Regions from separate parts of the Homo sapiens genome. Here region 1 is linked to region 2. Evidence: read pairs that join two places in POLR2A ChIA-PET (ENCODE). Cell type or tissue: OCI-LY7. All regions are shown on one strand. Each heading gives the region's core, and the rest is flanking DNA. Links, peaks and the distances in the headings are about the cores only.

Evidence for each region. Peaks named below come from ENCODE experiments on the same cell type or tissue, not always from the same donor. Only the 100,000 strongest peaks of a DNase experiment are listed, where the experiment ranks them.
Region 1: POLR2A ChIA-PET joins it to region 2 with 6 read pairs; 1 of 35 experiments calls an interaction of 5 or more read pairs at or near these places.

Annotation. Positions count from the first base shown.
Region 1 is chr4:146,018,165-146,029,883 of GRCh38, forward strand. No RefSeq gene overlaps it. Among named protein-coding and RNA genes, the nearest start is that of ZNF827, 85 kb to the left of the region's middle. In OCI-LY7, for the core only: a CTCF peak has its summit at 7,540; a DNase peak (open chromatin) is centred at 5,597.
Region 2 is chr4:145,518,274-145,529,992 of GRCh38, forward strand. The region is part of intron 2 of SMAD1 (SMAD family member 1); the gene reads left to right. Among named protein-coding and RNA genes, the nearest start is that of SMAD1-AS1, 6.9 kb to the left of the region's middle. In OCI-LY7, for the core only: CTCF peaks have their summits at 5,593 and 5,793; DNase peaks (open chromatin) are centred at 5,023, 5,528, 6,468, 7,278 and 1 weaker place; H3K4me3 peaks cover 2,982 bases; H3K27ac peaks cover 4,478 bases.

The sequences.
Region 1 (11,719 bases), core at 3,397-8,396, 500 kb after region 2:
TGGCTGAATAGTATTCCATTGTGTATATGTACGACATTTCCTTTATCTATTCATCTGCTGATGGGCATTTCGGTTGCTCCCAAATCTTGGCTATTGTGAACAGTGCTGCAATAAACATGGGAGTGCAAATATCTCTTCAATATATTGATTTCCTTTCTTTTGGGTATATACCCAGGACTGGAATTACCAGATAGTATGGTATCTCTATTTTCAGTTTTTGAGGAACCTCCAAGCTGTTCTCCACAGTGGTTGTGCTAATTTACATTACCACTGACAGTTTATGAGGGTTCCGTTTTCTTCACATCTTCACCAACATTTGTTATTGCCTACTTTTGGATGAAAGCCATTCTAACTGGGGTGAGATGGTATCTCACTGTAATTTTGATTTGCATTTCTCTGATGATCATTGATGTTGAGACATCATTGAAAACTATTTGCCACTTGTATATATTCTTTTGAGAAATGTCTATTTAGATTTTTTGCCTGTTTTAAAATCAGATTATTGGAATTTTTCCCATAGAGTTGTTTGAGCTCCTTATCTATTCTGGTTATTAATCCCTTGTCAAATGGGTAGTTTGCAAATATTTTCTCCCATTCTGTGGGTTGTCTCTTTACTTTGTTGATTGTTTCCTTTGCTGTGCAGAAGTTTTTTAACTTGATGTGATTCCATTTGTCCATTTTTGCTTTGGTTGTCTGTGCTTGTGGGGGTATTCCTTAAGAAATCTTGGCCCACTCCACTGTCCTGGAGAGTTTCCCCAATGTTTTCTTAATAGTTTCATAATTGGAGGTTTTAGATTTAAGTCTTTAATTCATTTTTATTTGATATGGCAAGAGATTAAGTCTAGTTTCATTCTTTTGCATATGAATATTCAGTTTTTACAGCACCATTTATTGAAGAGACTGTCCTTTCCTCAAAGTATGTTCTTGGCATCTTTGTCTAGTGAGTTCACTGTAGTTATATAGATTTATCTCTGGGTTCTTAATTCTGTTCCACTGATCTACGTGTCTGTTTTTATGCCAGTACCCTGCTGTTTCGGTTACTATACCTCTGTACTATGATTTAAAGTCAGTTAATGTGATTCCTTCCATTTTGTTCTTTTTGCTTCATATGGCTTTGGCTATTCTGGGTCTTTTGTGGTTCCACATACATTTTAGGATTATATTTTCTATTTCTGCGAAAAATGTCATTGGTATTTTCATAGGGTTGCATTAAATCTGTAGATTGCTTTGGATAGTATGGACATTTTAACAATATTGTCTCTTCCAATTTATAAACATGGAATATTGTTCCATTATTTGTGTCCTCTTTAATTTCTTTCATCCACATTTCATAGTTTTCATATAGTCTTCTCTCTTCTTAGTCTGACTAAACATTTGCCACTTTAGTTTACCTTTTCAAAAAACCAACTTTTTGTTTTGTTGATCTTTTGTATTGTTTTCTGTGTTTCAATTCTTTTCTTCTACTCACTTTAGGTTTGGTTTGCATTTGCTTTCCTAGTTTTTTAAGACGCATCATTAGGTTATTTATTTGACTTTTTTCTTCTTTTCTGATGTAGGCACTTATAGCTATAAACTCCTCCCTTAGTACTGCTTTAGCTGTATCCCATAAGTTTTGGTATGTTGTGTTTCCATTATCATCTGTTTCAAGAAATTTTTCAATTTCCTTTAAAAATTTGTCTTATTGACCCATTGGTCATTCAGAAACATATTTAATTTCCATAGCTTGTATAGTTTCCAGAATTCCTCATGTTATTGATTTCTAGTTTTATTCCATTGCAGTCAGAGAAGATGCTTGATATGATTTCAAAGTTTTTGAATGTTTTAAGACTTGTTTTGTGACCTAACATATGATATATCCTTGACAATGATCCATGTGTTGAGGAGAAGAATGTGTATTCTGCAGCTGTTGCATAAAATGTTCTGTAAATATCTATTAGGCCCATTTGGTCTATAGTGCAGATAAAGTTTGAAGTTTCTTTGTTGATTTTCTGTCTGGAAGATCTGTCCAATACTGAAAGTGGGGTATTGAAGTCTCCAGCTATTATTGTATGGGAGTCTCTCTCTCTTTAGTTCTAATAATATTTGCTTTATATATCTGGATGCTCCAGTATTGGGTGCATATATATTTACAATCCTTATATCCCCTTGCTGAATTGACCTCTTTATTATTATATAATAACCTTCTTTGTCTCTTCTTATAGTTTTTGTCTTGAAATCTATTTTTTCTGATGTAAGTATAGCTGGTCCTGCATTTTTGTGGTTTTCTTCGGAATGGAATACCTTTTTCTATACCTTTATTTTCAGTCTACATGTGTCTTACAGGTGAAGTCTGTTTTTTGTAGATAACAGATCATTGGACCTTGTTTTTAAAATCTTTTCAACCACTCTATGTCTTTTGATTAGAGAGTTTAATTCGTTTATAGTCAATGTTATTATCAATAAGTAAGGGCTTACTCTAGCCATTTTGTTGTTTATTTTCTGGTTGTTTTGTGGTCTTCTCCTTCTTTCCTTCCATTCTGTCTTTCTTTTAGGGAAGGTGATTTTCTATGATGGTATAATTTAATTTTTTGCTTTTCATTTTTTGTGTATTTATTGTATTATTTTATTTGAGCTTACTACAAGGCTTGTAAATACTGTCTTATAACCCATTATTTTAAGCTGACAAAAACTTAACACTGTTTACATAAACAAACAAGGAAAAAGAAAACTAATAAAAACTCTATGCTTTAACTTTGTCTCCCTGCTTTTTAACTTTTTATTGTTTCTATTTATATCTTATTGTATTGTCTACATCTTGAAAAGTTGTGGCTATTATATTTGATTGATTCATTGTTTTGTCTTTCTACTTAGATAAGAGTAATTTACACACCACAGTTATAAACACGCAGTGTTATAATTGTCTGTGTGTTTTCAGTGTACTTACTATTACCAGTGAGTTTTGCACTCATTATTCATTATGTCCTTTTCTTTCTCAGTGAAGTATTTCCTTTAGCATTTCTTATAGGACAGGTCCTATAATGATGAAATCCCTCAGCCTTTGTTTGTCTAGGGACATCTTTATTTCCCTCATGTTTGAAGGGTTTTTTTTTGTTGTTGTTTTATTGTTTTTTTGTTTTTTGTTTTTTTGTTTTTTTTTGGCCAGATATACCATTCTAGGGTAAAATGTTTTTCCTTCAGAACTATAAATATGTCATGCCACTCTCTCCTGGCCTGTAAGGTTTTCATTGAAAAGTCTGCTGCCAGATATATTGGAGCTTTATTGTATGTTATTTGTTTCTTTCCTTTTGCTGCTTTTAGGATCCTTTCTTTAACCTTGACAATTGGAAGTTTCATTATTAAATGCTTTGTGGTCATCTTCTTTGGGTTAAATCTAGTGAGTGTCCTATAACCTTCTTGTTCTTGGACATTGATGTCTTTCTCTAGGTTTGGGACTTTCTCTGTTCTTATCCCTTTGAATAAAATGTATACCCCTGTCTCTTTCTCTACCTCTTCTTTAAGGCAAATAACTCTTAGATTTTCCTTTTTGATGCTATTTTCTAAATGCTGTGGGTTTGCCTTATTATTTTTTGTTCTTTTTTCTTTTGTCTCTTCTGACTGTGTATTTTCAAATAGCCCGTCTTTAAGCTCAGTAATTCTTTCTTCTGCTTGATTGTTTCTGTTATTAAAAGACTCTGAGGCATTCTTCAGTGTGTCAATTGCATTTTTCCACTCCAGAATTTCTGCTTTATTCTTTCTAATTACCTTAATCTCTTTGTTAAATTTATCTGATAGAATTCTGAATTCCTTCTCTGTATTATCTTTAATTTCTTTTGAGTTTCCTCAACACAGCGAATTTGGATTCTCTGTCTGAAAGGTCACATATCTCTATTTCTCCAGGATTGGTCCTTGGTGTGGTGTTTTATTTAGTTTATTTGGTGAGATCATGACCTCACCATGGATGGTCTTGATGCTTGTGGATGTTCATCTATGTCTGTGCATAGAAAAGTTAGGTATTAATTGTAGTCTTTGCACTCTGAGCTTATTTGTTCCTGTCTTTCTTGGGAAGGTTTTCCAGCTATTTGAAAGAATGTAGGTGTTCTGATCTAACCCATATCTGCATTACAGGGCACCCCACACCCAGTGACATTGTGTTTCTTTCAGACTTGTAAAGGTACTGCCTTGATGGTCTTAGATAAGATCGGGAAGAACACTCTGGATTACCAGGCAGAGACCCTTGTTTTCTTCCTTTCACTCAAACAAATAGAGACTCTTTCTCTCTGTTCTGAGACACCTGGGGCTGGGGCTGGGGTGACACAAACACCCCCATGACAACCACCACTGGGACTGTACTAGGTCAGACCTGAAACCAGCACAGCACTTGATTTTGCCCAAGGCTCACTGTAACTACTACCTAGCTGCCACCTATGTCCACTCAAGGCCCTGATGATGTACAGTCAGCAGGTGGCAAAGGAGATAGGCTGGTGTCTTTCCCTTCAGGATGCTGAGTTTCCTTAGGCCCCAAGCAGGTCCAGAGGTGCCATCCAGGAACCAGGGCCTGACATCAAAAACCTTAGAAGTCTATCTGGTGCTATATTGCACAATAGCTGAGCTGCCACTCAACTCACAAGATGCAGTCCTTCCCACTCTTCCCCCACTTTCCACAGGCAGAGGAGCCTCACCTCATGGCTACCACCACAGGCCCAAAGGGAGTACCCCCAGGCTACTGCCAATATCTCCCTTAAGGCCTAAGGGTTCTTCAGTCACTTTGTGGTGAATGCTGCCTGGCCTGTGACTCTTCAGGGCTGTGGGCTCCCTCTGGTCCAGGGAAGGTCCAGATATGTTATTCAAAAGCCAAGGCCTAGAATCAGGGACCCCAAGAACCCACTTGGTGATCTACTCTACTGTGGCCAAGCTGGTACTTCAGGTGCAAGACAAAGTCCTCTTTACCTTTCCTTCACTTTTCTCAAGCAGGAGGAGTTTCTGCCCATAGCCACCACAGCTGGAAATGTACTGAGTCTTACCTGAAGCCAGCAAGTCTCAGAGTCTCACCCAAGGCCTACGGCATACTACCTGGGTATTACTGCTAATTGTTCAGGGCCCAAGGGTTCTTTAGTCAGCAGGTGATGAATCCTTCCAGGACTCGGTCCTTCCCTTCAAGGCAGCAGGTTCTCTTCTGGCCCAGGGTGTGTCTAGAAATGTCCTGAAACTAAGGCCTGGATGGAGGCCTCATAACTCTGACTTGTGCTCTATCCTAATGTGGCTGAGCTGGTATCAAGATGCAAGACAAAGTCCTCTCCATTCTTTGTTCTCCTCCCCTCAAACAGAAGGGAGGGGTCTCTTTTGGAGCTGTGAGCTGTGCAGACACCTGAAAGGTGTCTCCCTAGGTCACATGCCCCTCAGTTCACTGGCTCAGAGCCCAGTTCAGCCCTAGGACTTGCCTATGAGTTGCAGTCCTTGTGGCCCAGACTGCCTTTTGAGTTTATTTAGGACTCCAGAGCACTTTAGCTCACGGTGGAAAGCCTTGCTGGAACTCAAGTTCTGACCACTGGGATGGGCGATGCTCCTCTGCTTAGGACTGGTTTAAATACTTCCTCTGTGGGCAGGTGTCAGAGGAGTTCAGCTCAGTTTTGCTTTCTGTTGTGACAGAGCACTACTGTGTTCAATGCAATGTCTCACAATTGCTGTGCTCTCCTTCTCCCAAGCACACAGATTTCCTCTCCACACCACATGGCCACTGCTGGGGCTGGGGGAGGAGAGGTGTCAGCAATTCAAGACTGTCTCCTATTCGCCTCACTACCTCATTCAGTGATATGAAGTTAAAACCAGGTACTGTGAATGCTCACCTGATTGTTGGTTCTTATGAAGGTGTTTTTTGTGTGTAGATAGTTGTTAAATTGTTGTCCTTGGGGGAGGGGAGATATTGGTGGAGGCTTCTATTTTGTCATCTTGCTCTGCACCTTCTCCTCAAAGCATTCTTAATTGAATGAAACATGACCAAATGATCACCTCATCTGGGATCTTCCCTCCACGCCTCCAGGTTATTAATGTATCATGTGTATTTGCAAATTATTTTATTGTACGTATCCCCCAGAGCTATATTAATTGCTTTCTCATTTATCTGCTAGGTATTGAGCTTGGAAGTGCAGGGCCAATGTCTTGTTTCTCCTGAATATTTAGCATCATTCCAGGTCCATACTCAATACTCAAAAAATGATTGTTGAGTGAAGGGAAGACATAGTCTCCCCTCTGTGACAGACACTGATTGTTGTCTTTCCCCTGCCGCCTGTCCCCATAGCCATACTATCCTCTGGCTGCAGCACTCTTCCTATCCTGCTCTATCCCTAATGTGCCCACTCTCCTTTCCCCCTCATTCCCCAGAGCACCACTACCATAGGGTATTGGGTATAGTCACTTAAGTGTAAGCCTGTCACGCTCAGTAAGAGTTTCAGAGTGATGCATGGAGATTTTAGCATAGCTGAGAACAGAGTACAACTTAAAATGAAGTTCCATATTAGACATCACCATCTGAAATTCTTCAGTGATTTGTACCATGGAGTATCTCATATTGGTTGTCTTTCTCTGCAGGGCCTGGCCTGCTGCCATTTTCTCTCTCAATTTCTCTCTCTTTCCCATTCTTTCTCTCTCCCCCCAGAAACCTCCTTTTCTTCTCCTTCATTTTAGAACACACTATCTGTATTTCCTCACTTCATTATGTAAATATATTGACAAATTTAATTCTCAAGGTCTTTCCAAATCAGGTCTGGACTTACTTTTGAATCTCAATGGTATCTTGTTAAACAAAAGTGTCATCTAACTCTGATGACACTTGGCACAAGGTTTTCGTTTATTTGTTTGTTTGTTTTGAGACAGTCTTGCTCTGTTGCCCAGGCTGGAGTGTAGTGGCACAATTATAGCTCAATGTAACCTTGACCTCCTGGGCTTAAGTGATCATCCAACCTCAGCCTCCCAAGTAGCTAGGACTATAGGCACATGCCACTGCATCCAGTTAATTTTTAACATTTTTTGTCTATATGGGGTATCACTACATTGCTAAGACTGGTCTCAAACTTCTGGCCTCAAGCAATCCTCCCGCCTCGGCCTCCCAAAATGCTGGGATTATATGCATGAGCCACTATGCCCAGCTCTTGGCAGAAGTTTTGAAATTCATTTTTCGTCTACTAATGCAGGTTCTTCAGCAGGGTTTATTGGAACCTGTAATCTGTGGGCTAGAGGTGGAATGGAGGTGGAGCGGTTCTTATTCTTGCTACAGATAAAAAAAACCATGATGATTTATCTTAGAAAAGAAAAAGCTAAGGAACAGTTTAATAGTCTTCAAATAAAAATTTTATTAGTATCTTGAGAGAGGAGAGTGGTGGCTCTGATAATCCTAAATTTATGAACAACTTTGAAATGTGTATGTTTGCACACTTGACTTAGCTAATTTTATAAAGAGTTTGTATTCACCTGGTTTTTGAGAATATGCTATCTAGGTCAGAAAAGGAGATGGTGCTGTGGTAATGTACAGGGTAACAGAGAAACTTAATTTAGGATTACAAAAAATGCCACAATGTGGATAATTAAGAGCTAGCTGTCCAAGAAGAGATATTATGTAATCATTCTTCAACCCCAGGAGCAACAGAAGTGGGACGAGAGAAGAGAAGAGTGAAGAAGCAGAGGTGTTCTGTTTTTACTCTTGTGGTGATAAAATGTTCTGCAATCTCTGCTGAGGGGTTTCCTGTCCCTTTAAGCAAAAGGATCACATCACAAAGTGTTTCCATGCCAGCTTTTGACTATCTTAGTTCACTCAGCTGAAATGATGGCTTTAGAAGCTGGTAGTACAGTGTAGACATACAGAGCCTACTTCAGCCAAGGACAGTGTTCCTTGGAATAGCTTCTACTGAGCTTCTGAGAACTAAACCAAGATACCATGTGCTGAATTCTTCCCCTCACCACCTCCCATATGTTGTTTTCCTGAGGTTGGCATAGAATGAACACACAGCCAGAGAAATAAGAAAAGTAAGACCATCCTGCTGCCCTACAAGAAGAAAAGGCATGATTTAAAAAAACTCAGGTTGTAAGGGCATTTAGAGTACCCTGTTCCCCACAACATACTTGCTACCTCCACCCATGTGTCTGCCAAGGAAAAAAGAACCAGGCTAAATAGTTAATGGAGTGACCTAGGATGTAGCCAAAGTTTAGCTCAGTGTGGGTCTGAACTGGACTCCATCCAAGGCAGCAGGTTTTATAGAGTCTGCAAGAATTAAAGAGAAGACATGAAGGCTACTTTGGGAGTAGAGAGGCAAGGGGATAAGGTAGGTGGGTAGAAAGAAAAGAGTGTGGGAATCACATGACTCATCATGATAATGGCTATCATCAAGGTCTTACCTTTGGTTAGAAGTGGTGGGTACCTAGGTGCTTATGATATTATTAAAAACAATTAAACAAATAGGCAAAAGCAGGTTATAAATGAACCAATGATGGGGATGTGCCATGAATCAAGGACTATGATAAATCCAATGCCAAGCTCCTGAGATCAAAAGGGGAATATGATAGAGATTCATTCTCTTTCATAGTGCCGTTGAGTTTCTGACCCATATGTTAAAACTTCAAAATATTGAAAGGAATTTAGGAGAGAATGCACTGCATTGTCTGTGGCAGGTGATCCTCACAATGAATCTATGAATGTCCAGATGGTGCAATCTCACTCGATCCTCTCAAACAGTCCATGGATTTGGTATTATGTCCATTTCACAGATGAGGGAACCAAAGCTCAGAGAGATTAGATACTGTGCTTGAGGTTGCAGGGATAGGAAATGGTGTCATCAGGTTTATAACCTGGGTCTGCCTCCCGAAGCCTGAGGTAGCTCTCCGTTCTGCCATGTGACAAGTCAGTGGACCTGTGGAGAATGAGTGTTGGGTGGGCAAGAGTGTCATCCCTCCTCTCCCATGGGTCTGAATCTGGTGCCAGGTGTGTGGGCAGTATCTGTACTTTTACAATGATTCTTTCATACACTAAAAGCATAATCATCACCATCATCAGCATCATCATCATCATCACTCCTCCTCCTCCTCCCTCCATATTATGGACAGGCTCAAAATACCCAGTTTCTCAGAAGTCTTTGTTGTGGGTAATAAAAATACTTTTCCTAAAAACCAACTTTTATAAGTTTCTAATGTGAAACAATAGTTAACCCACGTCTCATAATCATCTGTCAGCCACAACATCAAAAACAACAATAATAACAGCAAAATATCACAATAGATATACAGCACTCTCAGGACTTGCAAGATGAAAATATGGTCACAAACTAGACTCAGTCCACAACACAAGGTCTTGTGATCTCTGTTTAGAGTCCTCATTACAGTGTCCTTTCAAATAGCCAGGCTTCAGCCTTTAATAGGTTTTGAAATCAATTTAGTGGGTCTTAGTATTTAAAAAATAGACTTTTGAATTAATCTACATTTTAAGGGTAAGTATTGTTTTGTAAGGTTTTTGTTTCAGTTCTATAGGTGTATATGTGTGTGTATGTGCATGCATATGCACATGTGTGTGCACTGCGTGTACACTTCTTACTGTGGTTATTTATCATAAGGACTTAAAGGCCCTGCTGCTGGGAGCATTAATGAATGCCTCTGAGGAGTTAATGAAAAGGTAGCTGGGAGGGTTCCCTGATCTTGTGCACCCATACAGACCATGAACACCTTCACATGCAGGATTTAAAACCATACTTCACAGGGCTAGAATTAGATATTGAGGCAAATCATGAATGCATGGCACTTTAAAGCAGATGACACCTGGGTATAATTTGGAAGATGAATGGTCAGCTAGGGAGTTGGGCTGGACAGAGCCATTCAGACCAAGTAATTGCAAGAGTTATAAAAGGGTAGGGAATGTTACGCCTTTAGAAATATTGTGGCCTAACTGCTACCTCACTGTCTTTAGATACATTGGGAAAGAATTTCTTCTACTTCTTATAGACAGTAATTATTTATTACTCCTTTTAAGAGTAATTTCACACACAAACACACACACACACACATATATATTTATCTCCAAAGTACCAATAAATAACACCAACAGCAGGAATTTTCATGGTTATTGTCTACTGGGTGTCAGGCACCCTATTAGGTGCTCTCCTGCATTATTTTTAATCCTCTCAAAGACCTTACAAGATTGTTCTTGTGGAAGTTTTACATATCAAAGAAGAGCAGCTATTGGTTTTGAGGAATTAAAGGGAAAGACTAGCTGGTTGTTCATGCACAAGACTCATAGGATTCCATTAACTTGGTGACTTTAACCGTGTCTTTAGCTCTGCAGGTTCAGACACCCACGTTTGTCAACAAGCTGAGAGTTGGTATCTCAGATATGGGTCATGTTATCCAGTGGAGGTGTGGACAACCAAAATGTCTCCTGATTAACCTATGATGACAATAAATGTGACACAGCCTGACCAGCCCATGGGAACTCATAACGCAATTAAAAGTTTGCTTGGTGAATGTTGATTTTAAAAAGGGGATGGTAGGTGACTATACAGGTTTAATTTTATCAGGTAAGAATGGCTTGAAGTGAGGTTACCAACCTTTACCTTTTACCTCAGTAGTTTCTCAGTGAGAAGAACAGACCCAGGGAACTTTTTGACATAAGAGTGATAGGCTCTGCCCCCAAAGCTCCAGTGCTCAGAGCTAGAGACTTCCACTTGGGCTTGAGCTAAAATGCTGGCCTTTGATATCTCATCCAGACTGAAGATAGGGCAGAGCCAACGTGACTTGCTTGCCTGCATGCACTATGAGAAACTGGAGCAGAAGGAAAGCAAAAGGAAGCCTGCTGAGGAGCTGAGGTACGAGGGCCCCGAGACTGGGCAGGCCAATCAAAGAAGGTGAAAGAGTGTGCACAAGCAATGCCCCGACTCCATCACCCCACCTTCTGATATGTAAAGCCAAGTGGTTGGTATGCTGTCTTGAGTCAGATTAGCTACTCTTACCCTGGTGAGAGAAGAATGAAAGGAGGGACAGAGAGACAGCATGCGTCAGTTCACATGTTCCCTAAAATGGTCTGCAAGTTGGATGGGGGGAAGTTCTCTCATCTGGAGCCTGAGGTGGAAATATGGGAAGAAGAATAACAATGTCTACAAAAGGGCAAGCACTGCTCTTGGCCAGGAGATGGGTATCTTTGACCAAGATGCAATTTTTTTTCCCTGAGCTGTTCTTAGATTGACTCATCAGCTTGCTCTGGAACCCCATAAAGGCAGGAGCAGAATTTGTTCATGCTCTTAGCACAGTGCTTAGCAAACTCTCAATGTATGTATGGAATACCTGCTTTTACTTCTCCTTTTTCTTCTTTCATGGTGTCGAACCGTACCTTAAATTGACTATTATTCCTTTAGTTGTTTTATTTTCCTCAATCAGATTACTAGGTTCAACATGACGACTTTGCACATCTCTGCTCCATACAATATGTATTGATTTTGTTGTTTAGCTCTTGGAGGACAACCTCATTTTCCTTCCTGATACCAAGTTCTTTAGGGACACATTTCCCTATAGCTGTCAAGAACCTGCTGTCTCATTCCCATCCTACAGTCATTTAAGAGCAAAGCCAAAGTTAAGATCTGAGGTCACAGGAAAAAAAAAAAGATGTTATAGGATGTACTGTTTGAACAACTCCTGTTAGATGTTAGTGTTTCACAGAACTCATCAGAGAAACCCAAGTTTTCACAAAACACTACATTTATTTCCACCTCCC
Region 2 (11,719 bases), core at 3,933-8,932:
TCTCAGAAAAATAAAGTTAAAAAAATGCAGCATAGTAAAACCCCATCTCTACTAAAAATACAAAAATAAGCCTGGCGAGGTGGGGGGCGCCTGTAATCCCAGCTACTCGGGAGGCTGAGGCAGAAAAATCACTTGAACCTGAGAGGCGCAGGTTGTAGTGAGCCAAGATCATGCCATTGCACTCCAGCCTGGGGGACAAGAGTGAAACTCCATCTCAAAAAAAAAAAATAAAAATGTGCAAGGTGACTTAGCCCCTCACACTGCCAGAATTGAAGCCCTCTATAAAGCCGTACAGAGTACACCTGGGTATTGTTTTTGTGAAATCAGAAAAAGGGGGTCTGGAATTCTAAGCTGCACATATACACAGCTCAACACTGAATTATTTTGAACTTTGTCACTATTTTACTTCTGATGAAGTATCTCAAAGAACAGTTTAGCAGTTTAACATATTTAAGTCTCCCAAACTTGGTGACTTCTGCTGAGGTCTCAATGACTCTTGAAAAAAACTCAAAAATTGAGAATATTTAGGTTTAGAGTAGTGGTTTTCAAAGTGTCGTCCACAGAGTAGTAGCATCAGTACCACCTTGGAACTTGTTAGAAAAGCTAATTATTATTTTTAAATTGACAAATAATTGTATATATTTGTGGAATACAGTGTTATGTTTTGGTACATGTATACATTGTGGAATGATCAAATGAGGCTAATTAACATATCTGTCACCTCCCATGTGTATTTGCTTATTTCTTTCTTTTTCTTTTTTTCTCTTTTTTTTACTGCCTATTCTCTGAACCATTTTTTTGTTTGTTTGGTTGGCTTTTTTTTTTTTTTTTTTTTTTTTTGAGGTAGAGTCTCGCTCTGTTGACCAGGCTGGAGTGCAGTGGCATGATCTCGGCTCACTGCAACCTCTGCCTCCCAGGATCAAGAGATTCTCCTGCCTCAGCCTCCCGAGTAGCTAGGATTACAGACGTGCATCACCACGCCCAGCTAATTTTTGTATTTTTAGTAAAGATGGGGTTTTACCATGTTGGCCACGCTGGTCTCGAAGTCCTGACCTCAGTTGATCCACCTGCCTTGGCCTCCCAAAGTGCTGGGATTATAGGCGTGAGCCACTGAGCCCAGCTGAACCTTTTTTTTTTTCACCATACTAATTTCTTTTTGGTGAGTACATTTAAAATCCACCCCTAGCCTAAGCAACATAGCAAGACCCCGTCTTAATTTTTTTTTTTTTTAATTAGCGAGGCATGGTGGCATGTGCCTATAGTCCTACCTATTCAGAAGCTAAATCAGGAGGATCACTTGAGCCTAGGAGGTCAAACCTGTAGTGAGCTATCATCATGTCGCTGCACTCCAGCCTGGGTAAGAGAGAGACTCTGTATCAAAAAAAAAAAAAAACCCACTTTTTTAGCAATTTTGAAATATACAATGTATTATTAACTATAGTCACCATGCTGTGCAATAGATCACCAAAACTTACTACTTCTAGCTTAAGGTTTGTACCCTTTGACCAGCATTTCCTCTGTCCATGTTCACCCCTCCCTGCAGCCCCTGATAACCACCATTCTAATTCTACACTCTACTTTTATGAGTCTATTTTAGATTCCACATGTAGTGAGATTGTGCAGTATTCGTCTTTCTGTGCCTGGCTTATTTCACTTAACAATAATGTCCGCCAGGTGTCACAAGTGACAATTTCCTTTTTTAAGGCTGAATAGTATTTAATTTGAAAAAAATGTTCAACATAAGTAATCATCAGGGAAATGCAAAAACTGCAGTAAGATATACCTTTCACCTGTTAGAATGGCTGTTATCAAAAAGATGAAAGATATCAAGTGTTGGCAAGGATGTAGAGATAGGGGACAGCCATTTTGGAAGACAGTATGGAGGTTCCTCAAAAAATTAAAAATAGAACTACCATATGATCCAGCAGTCTCACAACTGGGTATATGTCCAAAGGAGGTCAAATCAGTGTGTCAAGGAGATGTCTGCACTACTAAGTTCACTGTGGCATTATTTACAATAGCCAAGGTATGAAGTTAACCTGAGTGCTCTTCAGTGGATGAATGTGTAGAAATGCAAATTCTTAAACCCTTCCACAGACCTACAATACTGAATCAGACTCTGGAGATGGGGACAGACATCTGTGTTGTAACAAGTTCTCCAAGTGAAACTGATACTGCAAAAGTTTGAGAACCACTGGTTTAAGGTATCCAGGCAAGTCATCAAGTCCGATTGTCTGGATGAAGTTGTCTTGAATTCAGAAGAGATGCTAATGAGCTAGTCTTTTAAATCCTCCAGCATTTTTAATTTTGCATGTTTGGATACAGATAGAAAATTGCTCTTTCCAGAGTTTTCCTTCTGATATTCATTAAGATGAGCCCTCTAACAAGATGGGATAAGTTGTCTTTAAGTGGGCGGGGAAGTTGGGGAGAAGTCTATGCTTTTGTTATTCGGCTCAGTGCAAGTTTTGGAATTGTTCTTTAGAGTGTACTATCTCTATCTCTTTGACAAAAGTAATATTACGGACGGGAATAATTGTTGCTTTTCCTTAACCTATGCCATTTATTTTCTTATAAATAAAACAGTGTAAAAAAATGGTAGTGGGGAAAAACAAATTTATGAAAACACTTTGCTACAACTTGTGTTTATTATAGTTAACAATGACAAATGTGCAAGGAGAAAAACCTTCCTTTTGTTGAAATTTGCCACTTTGACCATTGCTGAAAAATAGATCTTTGGGAAAGTAGAAAATGTTAGGAATTTCTTTTTCTGCAAATGTGTGAATACTTACAGGAAAGAGAAAGTTCGTGGAGCTTCTGAAGACTATGTCCCTGCTGATGATTTAACAGGTGGACTGTTTACTTGGACTTTTACTAGCCTTCAGAATCAGGGCTACTTATTAGTGGTTGAATTAAATGTAGGGTTTATTCTTTCTTACCAGAGTAAATGCTGACAGTGGTTAAGCAAGCAATCTAACTGTGGTATTGAGAAGACCATTCAGTTGCTATCTTCTGCTATTAAAAATGCCTTAATGGAGATTACCTGCCATTGGCCATTTTTTTTTTAATGTTTTTCACATGGTTCTTGAAAATTATCTTCTGCACTTTGAACTTAATCAGCTTGAAAGGGCATATTAAATCTGAGCTTGAAATTCTGAGATTTCAGTTTTGATCTTTAAGGCATTAGCTTCCAGGTGCTTTCATTTTCAGCATGATGGCTGCCAGCTGTTTAAAATTCACGTAAAATCCTCTTCACCTGTTGACTGAATGCATGTTTTCACTCTTTGGCTGCCTCAGTCACTGTGTAATTCGTGTCTTGGTAAATTTTACCTTGAAGAGAAAGTCTTAAAATTATAGAAATAGAGGACAGATTAGTTCTCACCAGGGGCCAAGAAGAGGAAAGAGGGGAAGGGGAGTGGGTGTAGCCATAAAAGGGCAAAGTGAGAGATCCTTGGGGTGACGGAAATTTTCTGTATCTTGACTGTATCAATGTCAATATTTTGATTGTGATAATTTTGTAATATTCTGTGATAGTCTGTAATATTCTGATTCTGTAAGTAGGATTTCTCTGTTATCCTTAAAACTGCATGTGAATCTACAATTACCTTGATTTAACAAATGGTTTTCTGTAAAAAAAAAAAAAAAAAAGCAGCTAGTTCAGCTCACACTGGTGCTCTTTGTGCACTTTTCATTTTGTCACACAGAATATTAAAAAGACGAGAGGAAATGTAATAAAATTAATATTTTATAAAACAGGCTGGGCGTGGTGGCTCATGCCTGTAATCCCAACACTTTGGGAGGCCAAGGCGGGCGGATCACGAGGTGACCATCCTGGCTAACACGGTGAAACCCCGTCTCTGCTAAAAATACAAAAAAAAAATTAGCCGGGCGAGGTGGCGGGCGCCTGTAGTCCCAGCTACTCGGGAGGCTGAGGCAGGAGAACGGGTGAACCCAGGAGGTGGAGCTTGCAGTGAGCCGGGATCGCGCCACTGCACTCCAGCCAGGGCGACAGAGCAAGACTCTGTCTCAAAAAAACAAACAAAAAAATGGTCTGGGTGCAGTGGCTCACGCCTGTAATCCCAGCACTGTGGGAGGCCAAGGCGGGTGGATCACCTTAGGTCGGGAGTTCGAGACCAGCCTGACCAACATGGAGAAACCCCATCTCTACTAAAAATACAAAATTAGCCCACGTGGTGGTGCACGGCCTGTAATCCCAGCTCTCAGAGGCTGAGGCAGGAGAATCGCTTGAACCTGGGAGGTGGAGGTTGTGGTGAGCCAAGATTGTGTCATTGCACTTCAGCCTGGGCAACAAAAGCAAAACTCTGTCTCCAAAAAAACAAATGGAAATCTTTAAAAAATGTCTTGCTTCACCACATTGTGAATGTGTTTTGTTTTGTTTTGTTTTGTTTTTTTGTTTTTTTTAATTTGAGATGGAGTCTCGCCCTGTCGCCCAGGCTGGAGTGCAATGGCATGATCTCAGCTCACTGCAACCTCTGCCTCCCGGGTTCAAACAATTCTCCTGCCTCAGCCTCCTCAGTAGCTGGGATTACAGACACCCGCCACCATGCCCAACTAATTTTTGTATTTTTAGTAGAGACGGGGTTTCTCCATATGGCCAGGCTGGTCTCGAACTCCTGACCTTGTGATCTGCCCGCCTCAGCCTCCCAAAGTGCTGGGATTACAGGCGTGAGCCACCGTGCCTGGCTGTGAATGTGTTTTTATATGACATGTGTGTGGTAACAAAAAACTTCAGTCTAGTTCAAGTTTTTTTTAAGTTTTTAAATATTTGGGATTAATTAGCAATAATATTAACTATAAAAATTAAAATAAGGCATTATGCCGTGTGTTCCTGCGTGTCTAAATTTCTTTTTATTCAGACATTTAAAGCACATGATAAACTAACTCCTCAGGAACTGTGCCTGCCCCAGAAGGTTAGCATGTAATTACAGCACTGTATTCTAAATTGAATAGAGGTGTGGACAGAGACTGCGACTAACTCTTACACACTGGATAGAGGCTGCAGCTAACTCTTACACACCCAGGAGTCACCACAGAAAAGCTTGCTCACTCTGACACATATAACACATGGTGTTGCAATCTGTGTGGTGATGGGATATATGTGTATGTTTCAGTGCAGAAAGGACTTAAATCAGTTTACAGGTTTTGGACATACAATAAAATAGAAAAGAATTACTAATAAAATAGACCAGGGAAAATACAATGAAAGATCAAGACTGAGAAAAACTAGCACAAAGGTGTTCCATAGGAGTTACTATAATACAAATATACTATGTATATTTGTATAACTATAAACAAAAATAACTATCGTTATTATATGTTTGTAATCCTAGTTTGCATGTTTCTCGTAATAGTTTTGGTGTAGGGGAGAGGTGTATGTATTAATAGCTTGGAGATGAAGGAAGAAAGTTTTAAGAGTTAGGAGATACAAATCAGCTTTTGCGCTTGAAGGTTGGGTTCCGGGCAGAGCCACTGAGGCGGTTGCAGAGGCTTCTGGCAGGAGGGGTGCCTTAGGGTGGGGTGGGTGCCCTCTGGCTTTTGCAGTTGCTCTTCCACAGTCCTCTCAGGGCTTCATTCTTCAGTCTACATGGAAGTTCTTTTTTGGCTTTTTGTTTTGGTTTGTTTTTTTGAGACGAGATCTGGCCCTGTTGCTCAGGCTGGAGTGCAGTGGCGCAGTCATAGCTCACTGCAGCCTCAAACTCCTGACTTCAAGGCATCCTCCCACCTCAGCTTCTCAAAGTTCTGGGATTACAGGCATGAGCTACCATGCTCAGTCTGGAAGTTCTTTTTTGAAAAAGCACAAGGTCACTACTTAGATTTCTATCCACACAGCCTAGTGGACATGGAGATAAGACAGTGAACGCTTTCCAGGATTTTATCATTGGCATTGGCTTATGGTTGATAATTTTATTATTTTCATCTATAATATTACTAGAAACATGAAATAATATAGTCATGAGTAGGATTTTATACCCAGATCTTTTAGTGGATTCCAGTGTTAAATCCTAGGCAAATGTGAAGCTTGTTATTTTAATTTTTTTTTTCTTTTCTGAGCAACTGTTCTTAAATGCATTTGTGGCATTTGTTTTGGGTTATTAATTGATGAATAGATACTGTTTCAGCCATTACTGTATGTTACTTTTACATAAACTGTAAAAGTACATAAGTTGTTATACATCGATGGAAGCAGACATCTAGACAACTACAATGTGATTTGTTTCTGGGCAGAATTTTTCTATTGCCAAATCTACTTTAATTTGAAATTTTAAGACAGTAGTCTATAGATCATACAAAGTACCTTTCTCATACTTTTGCTTTCCTGACGTTTGTCTTCTGCTTTATTATTTTTCTTCTTATTCTATTTCTGCAGTATTAGGTGGGCAAGAGAAGATATTTTCAGATCTTTCAGATTCATTTAAAGTGCAGCTGTCTTCCACCCTCCATTGCTGGTTCATAGAGCAGAAAGAACACCAGCCAGCCAGCAGCTGTTAAAAAGAAAACGAAAAAAAAAAAAAGTGACTGAAGAAAAACAGCAGTTTTGAAAACCATAGAAAAACATTTGTCATAATATTTTAAATTAAAAGAAAAAAACCAGGCCAATGTTTCCAAGACTAGCTTAGGGTGAAATAATAATTAAGACCTTCTGAATTGTGCTTTTTGGCTTATTATTCCCACATGTGGATCATCCTGAAACAATGATTTCTTGGAGGTTTGAGTAAGTTTTATATGTGGTTGAGTTTAGGAGGAGTCACAGGTGATTTGCCCCATGTGGGAGTGCCCGGTGGCCTTGCTGGATACTTGGAAAAAGGAGAGAAATAGAAGAGGATGGTCGGCTTATGTAATGATCTCAGGCTGATTAATTTGGTTTTACTTTCAGCCTCTTTGGTGCTAGATATCAAAAGGCCAGAGAACAGACCAGAGATTGCTTTCTCTCAAATATATGTTCTATCCCCTTGCCATTTTCCCCTTAAAATGAAAATGTTCTCCGGAAAGACTAAGCATCATGACTAATAAGCATGAATTAGCCAGATCATCAAACCTCTGCCCTGATATTTGGAAAAATGAGATTTGTTTGGGGAGGAGATGGGGAAGCAACAAGGGTTTATTTGTTTTTGAAGAAGCAGAGCTGGAGGATTTGGAGCAGCTGTAGGGTGGATACCATGAGCACTGTGGTAAAAATCTAAGAGGGCTTGCAGAATAGTAGAGCTAAAACCCCCACATTTTGTTAATTTGCCAGTTTGGCTGGGGATTGGTGTAGTTGTTTGATACTGGTGCTGAATCTAGTTTGAATGTCTGCATGCAGACTCGTTTCCTCTGGGTTTGGGCTGGGGTGGGTTGGGCTGAGCTGGGCTGAGCTGGGCCAGGCCTCCTGGTGTATGGGAGATGGAGAGATAATCACTTGCTGCTTACCCACTCCACTTTTCTAATTATCATTGCCCTCAGTCCTCAACAGGATTTCTCTAGCACTGAAGCCTGACCATAATACTCAATTGCAGGTCTGCTCCACATAAAACTATGTAACTAGAGGTAAGTGTAATTTCCTTGATAAAAGATCTAGGGTGTTGGAAACACATTCTGTGGCTTAAATCAAGATTTAGGTCAACAAAGGAGTGTTTGGCAATTTTCCTCCAGTTCTCTAAATTGTAATGTTCATGCTCTGGAATCTTAGCAGGTTTTAAAAATGGAAGATCAGGTTTATATTCTGCTATATCACTACCCTGGTTCTAAAACAGCTCTCCAAGAGATGCTGCTTTTCTTAGTTCTTTATTCTTTCGCATGAGAAAAGACATTTTTTTATCTAAATTGTGGCCTGGCGTGGTCTGGCTTATGTGGTCGCACATCACCTTCACTTGACTAATTGCCCAGTGGCCTGTCTGGGATGTTCAGTGAGAATAAAGTAAAAGAAGAGTGATTTTATAAGGAGCATTTGGACAGCTTATTGTAAACTAAAAATAAACATATAAATAACAGAGTGAAATTGCCTTATATGTTTTTGCCTTTGTTTCCCTGTAGTTTCCCTATCAGTTCTAGCTAGCTAGCTTTGTAGCAGATTTTGCAGTATTTTTTGTGTGTGACAATACCTTTCTTTGAGCACCTGAAAAGTTTACCCAGGGTATGGTGGTGTGCTTGACAGATATTTAAGTAAGATGATCAACTTGGGAGAAAAGTTGTGGATAAATGTCTATTCACATATAACTTACAGCTTTTAAATAGGAAAAATAATAGCTAATCTTAAAATGTTATTTAAGAGAAAACTGATGGGAGCATGTCACAAGGACCCAGAGGCCAGCTTGTGACAAATCTGAGACAATTTGATCAACGGAATAATTAAGGACAGAAGTGAATTATAAACCACTGGGAGAAAAACAGGAATCCATGCTGAAGATGAATGGGGGAGAAGGAAAAGGCTCTTGCTCACAGTAGAATGCCATTGCCAACCAGTAAATGTGGAGTTCTTTAGGATATTCTGGACAATAAGGCCATTTAAAGGAGATATTTATTTCTCTTTAGTAGTTAAAATATGATGGGAAGAATCTAGGGTTAGAAGGGCTGGATTGAATTTTGGCACTTGATAACTTTGACCTTGGGTTAGTCATTTGTCCTCTTTGAGCTTGTGTTTGCTAACCCATAAAATGGGGGAGTGGTTACATCTACTTTTCAGGTTGAGGATAAAGTTAATGCATGTGAAAAGGCTTTATGTACTAATGCATTCTTGAAACAATATGACTGAAATAGTGATACAAGGAACATCACTTCTGTGTATCTTTCTTAGAATAGAAACAAAATTTGTAATGTAAGCAACTTTTCATTAAACAGATATTCAGAAAAGGAATGATATTATTAGAATAAAATATTAATAAAGTTAAAATAGTGACTTTTTATGCTTTCTGTGTGCTGGACACTGTGCTTATCACTTACCATCTATTCTCATTTAATTCTTTTTTTTTTTTTTGAGACGGAGTCTTGCTCTGTCGCCCAGGCTGGAGTGCAGTGGCGGGATCTCGGCTCACTGCGAGCTCCGCCTCCCGGGTTCACGCCATTCTCCTGCCTCAGCCTCCCAAGTAGCTGGGACTACAGGCGCCCGCCACTACGCCCAGCCAATTTTTTGTATTTTTAGTAGAGACGGGGTTTCACCGTTTTAGCCGGGATGGTCTCGATCTCCTGACCTCGTGATCCGCCCGCCTCGGCCTCCCAAAGTGCTGGGATTACAGGCGTGAGCCACCGCGCCCGGCCCTATTCTCATTTAATTCTAACAACGACTGCCGGAAGATGGTACCAATGTGGCTACTGATATGTAGAATTTGAGTAAATTTTTCACACAACTTGTATCTGGAAAGCCAGGATTCAAATTAAAGCCTAACTGCAAAATCCATGCTGCTAACCACTGTGCTATACTGCTTCCCAAAAGAAGTCTTTAATCAGTTTTCTCTCAACAAAAAGGAGGGGCATCCAGAGTTTTTGGTAGTAGAGAATGTGATCATATGTGCACCAGCTGCATGAGTTTTGGATTGCGAGTCCACATCTGCCCTTGAAGTGTTTATGGAGGCTTCTGTTTATTTCCCATTGATCAGTAATTTTTTTTTTTTTTCGAGACAGAATCCCACCCTGTCACCCTGGCTGTAGTGCAGTGGCGCAACCTTGGCTCACTGCAACTTCCACCGCTCCCCGCCCCGGCCCCGGCCCTGGGTTCAAGTTATTCTCCTGCCTCAGCCTCCCGAGTGTCTGGGACTACAGGCATGCACTACCACTCTCGGCTAATTTTTTTGTTTGTACACACACACACACACACACACACACACACACATACACACACATATATTTTTTTTTTTTTTGAAATTGAGTCTCACTCTGTCACCAGGGCTGGAGTGCAGTGGCACGATCTTGGCCCACTGCAACCTCCACCTCCTGGGTTTAAGTGATTCTCCTGCCTCAGCCTCTTGAGTAGCTGGGATTACAGGCGCCCGCCACTACACCCAGCTAAATTTTTGTATTTTTAATAGAGTCAGGGATTCACTATGTTGGCCAGGCTGGTCTCGAACTCCTAATCTTGTGATTTGCCCTCCTCAGCCTCCCAAAGTGCTGGGATTACAGGCGTAAGCCACTGCACCCGGCCTAACTTTTGTATTTTTTAGTAGAGACGGGGGGTTTCACTATGTTGCCCAGGCTGGTCTCGAACTCCTGACCTCAAGTGATTCACCCACCTTGGCCTCCCGGAGTGCCAGGATTACAGGCGTGAGCTACCGCGCCTGACCATAATGTTCTTTATTAGATACCAAGTATCTCATTTTCGTGGAATATATTTAATTGCATCAAATATAAACTCAGAATGAGCTGAATATAATTAATTCAGCTGCAGTTACAAATTAAAGATGCCTGGGTGACACCTAGGTTAATCATTTACATATCAATCGTGCAATAGATGAATAGACACCATAGGCTAACTGCTCTTTGTGTAATGACTACCTCTTACTGTGTGCTTATGGAACTTTGTTAAAACTAACTTGTGCAACGTTGAGAGACACCATAGCACGGTGGCTAAGAACTTGGACTGCAGTGCCAGGCTGCCTAGGTTTGAATCCTGTCTTCCCTGGTTATTGGTGATACATTCTCTATCTCATTCTCTATATCTCATTTTCCACTTTTATAAAGTAGAGGTAATGTAGTACCTAGGATCAGAGTTGTTCAGAGGATTCAATGAGTTAATATCTGGTACAGCTTGGTATGTGGCACTTGGTACACACATGTATAAGCACCATATTAAAAGAAAATCTGAGAAGTACTATTATTCCTATTTTATTATTAAAAGTGAGGTTTAAATAGTAAATTGCCCTAGTTAATCGGCTAGTAAATAAGCAGAATTTCCAATTTTGGAACTGAGAAACTAAAACCTGCTTCTGACTGTTACTATACTTCATGTGTGGCTTTTGAAGGTATTTTTTTTTCTCCTGATGTTTTTAGGTTATACCCTGAAGTTTTTTTCTACCTCTAACAACTCTCGAAGTCTCTAATAACAGAGCACCTTCCTTCTGTGGAAGTAAAGCAGATAAATACTTGGCAAAAGAAAGGAAACTACCAGGGTGAAAGTAGGAAGAGAAAAGACAGAGAGGGAACTAGGTTTGACAAACTGCTGTGTGCCACCATTCTTGATTCTCAGAGTGCTGTTAAGGGCTTGCTATCCCTTTGGGGAAACTGAGGTGGGAATTTATGCCACCTAAATTCATACAGCTAAGACCGTGGGCTATCTTGATCCCAAGCCAGTGCTTTTTCCATGACAACATGCCTCTTGACCAAAAAAACTGGGCCCTGTAAATTTTCTGTAAGCTTACTATAAGGCCATGCCAGCCTTTTCCATGTCATTTGGATTTATATCTGTATACTGTCAAAGAATCAGGACCAATACTGTGTAGAGTTTTTTGTAAGTGAAAGGGATGATCTCTAGAAATTTGACTTAAGATGAGAAAAATTGAAGTTCAAGTTCCACAGCTACTTAGAGACATAGATAGGGCCAGACACCTAGCTCTCTTGCCAGTGCATGTAGTAACCATTTGTCTTCCTGTACCTAGGCTGTATTCACCCAGAATTGCTGAAGGTTTTGACTTGTTATATCTGGGATGAGGTATAAGAATCTGCCTTTTTAAATAAGTATCTAATTCAGGTGCAAAGAGTCTGAGGGCTGAACTTTGAGAAAGACTGGTTTATATGA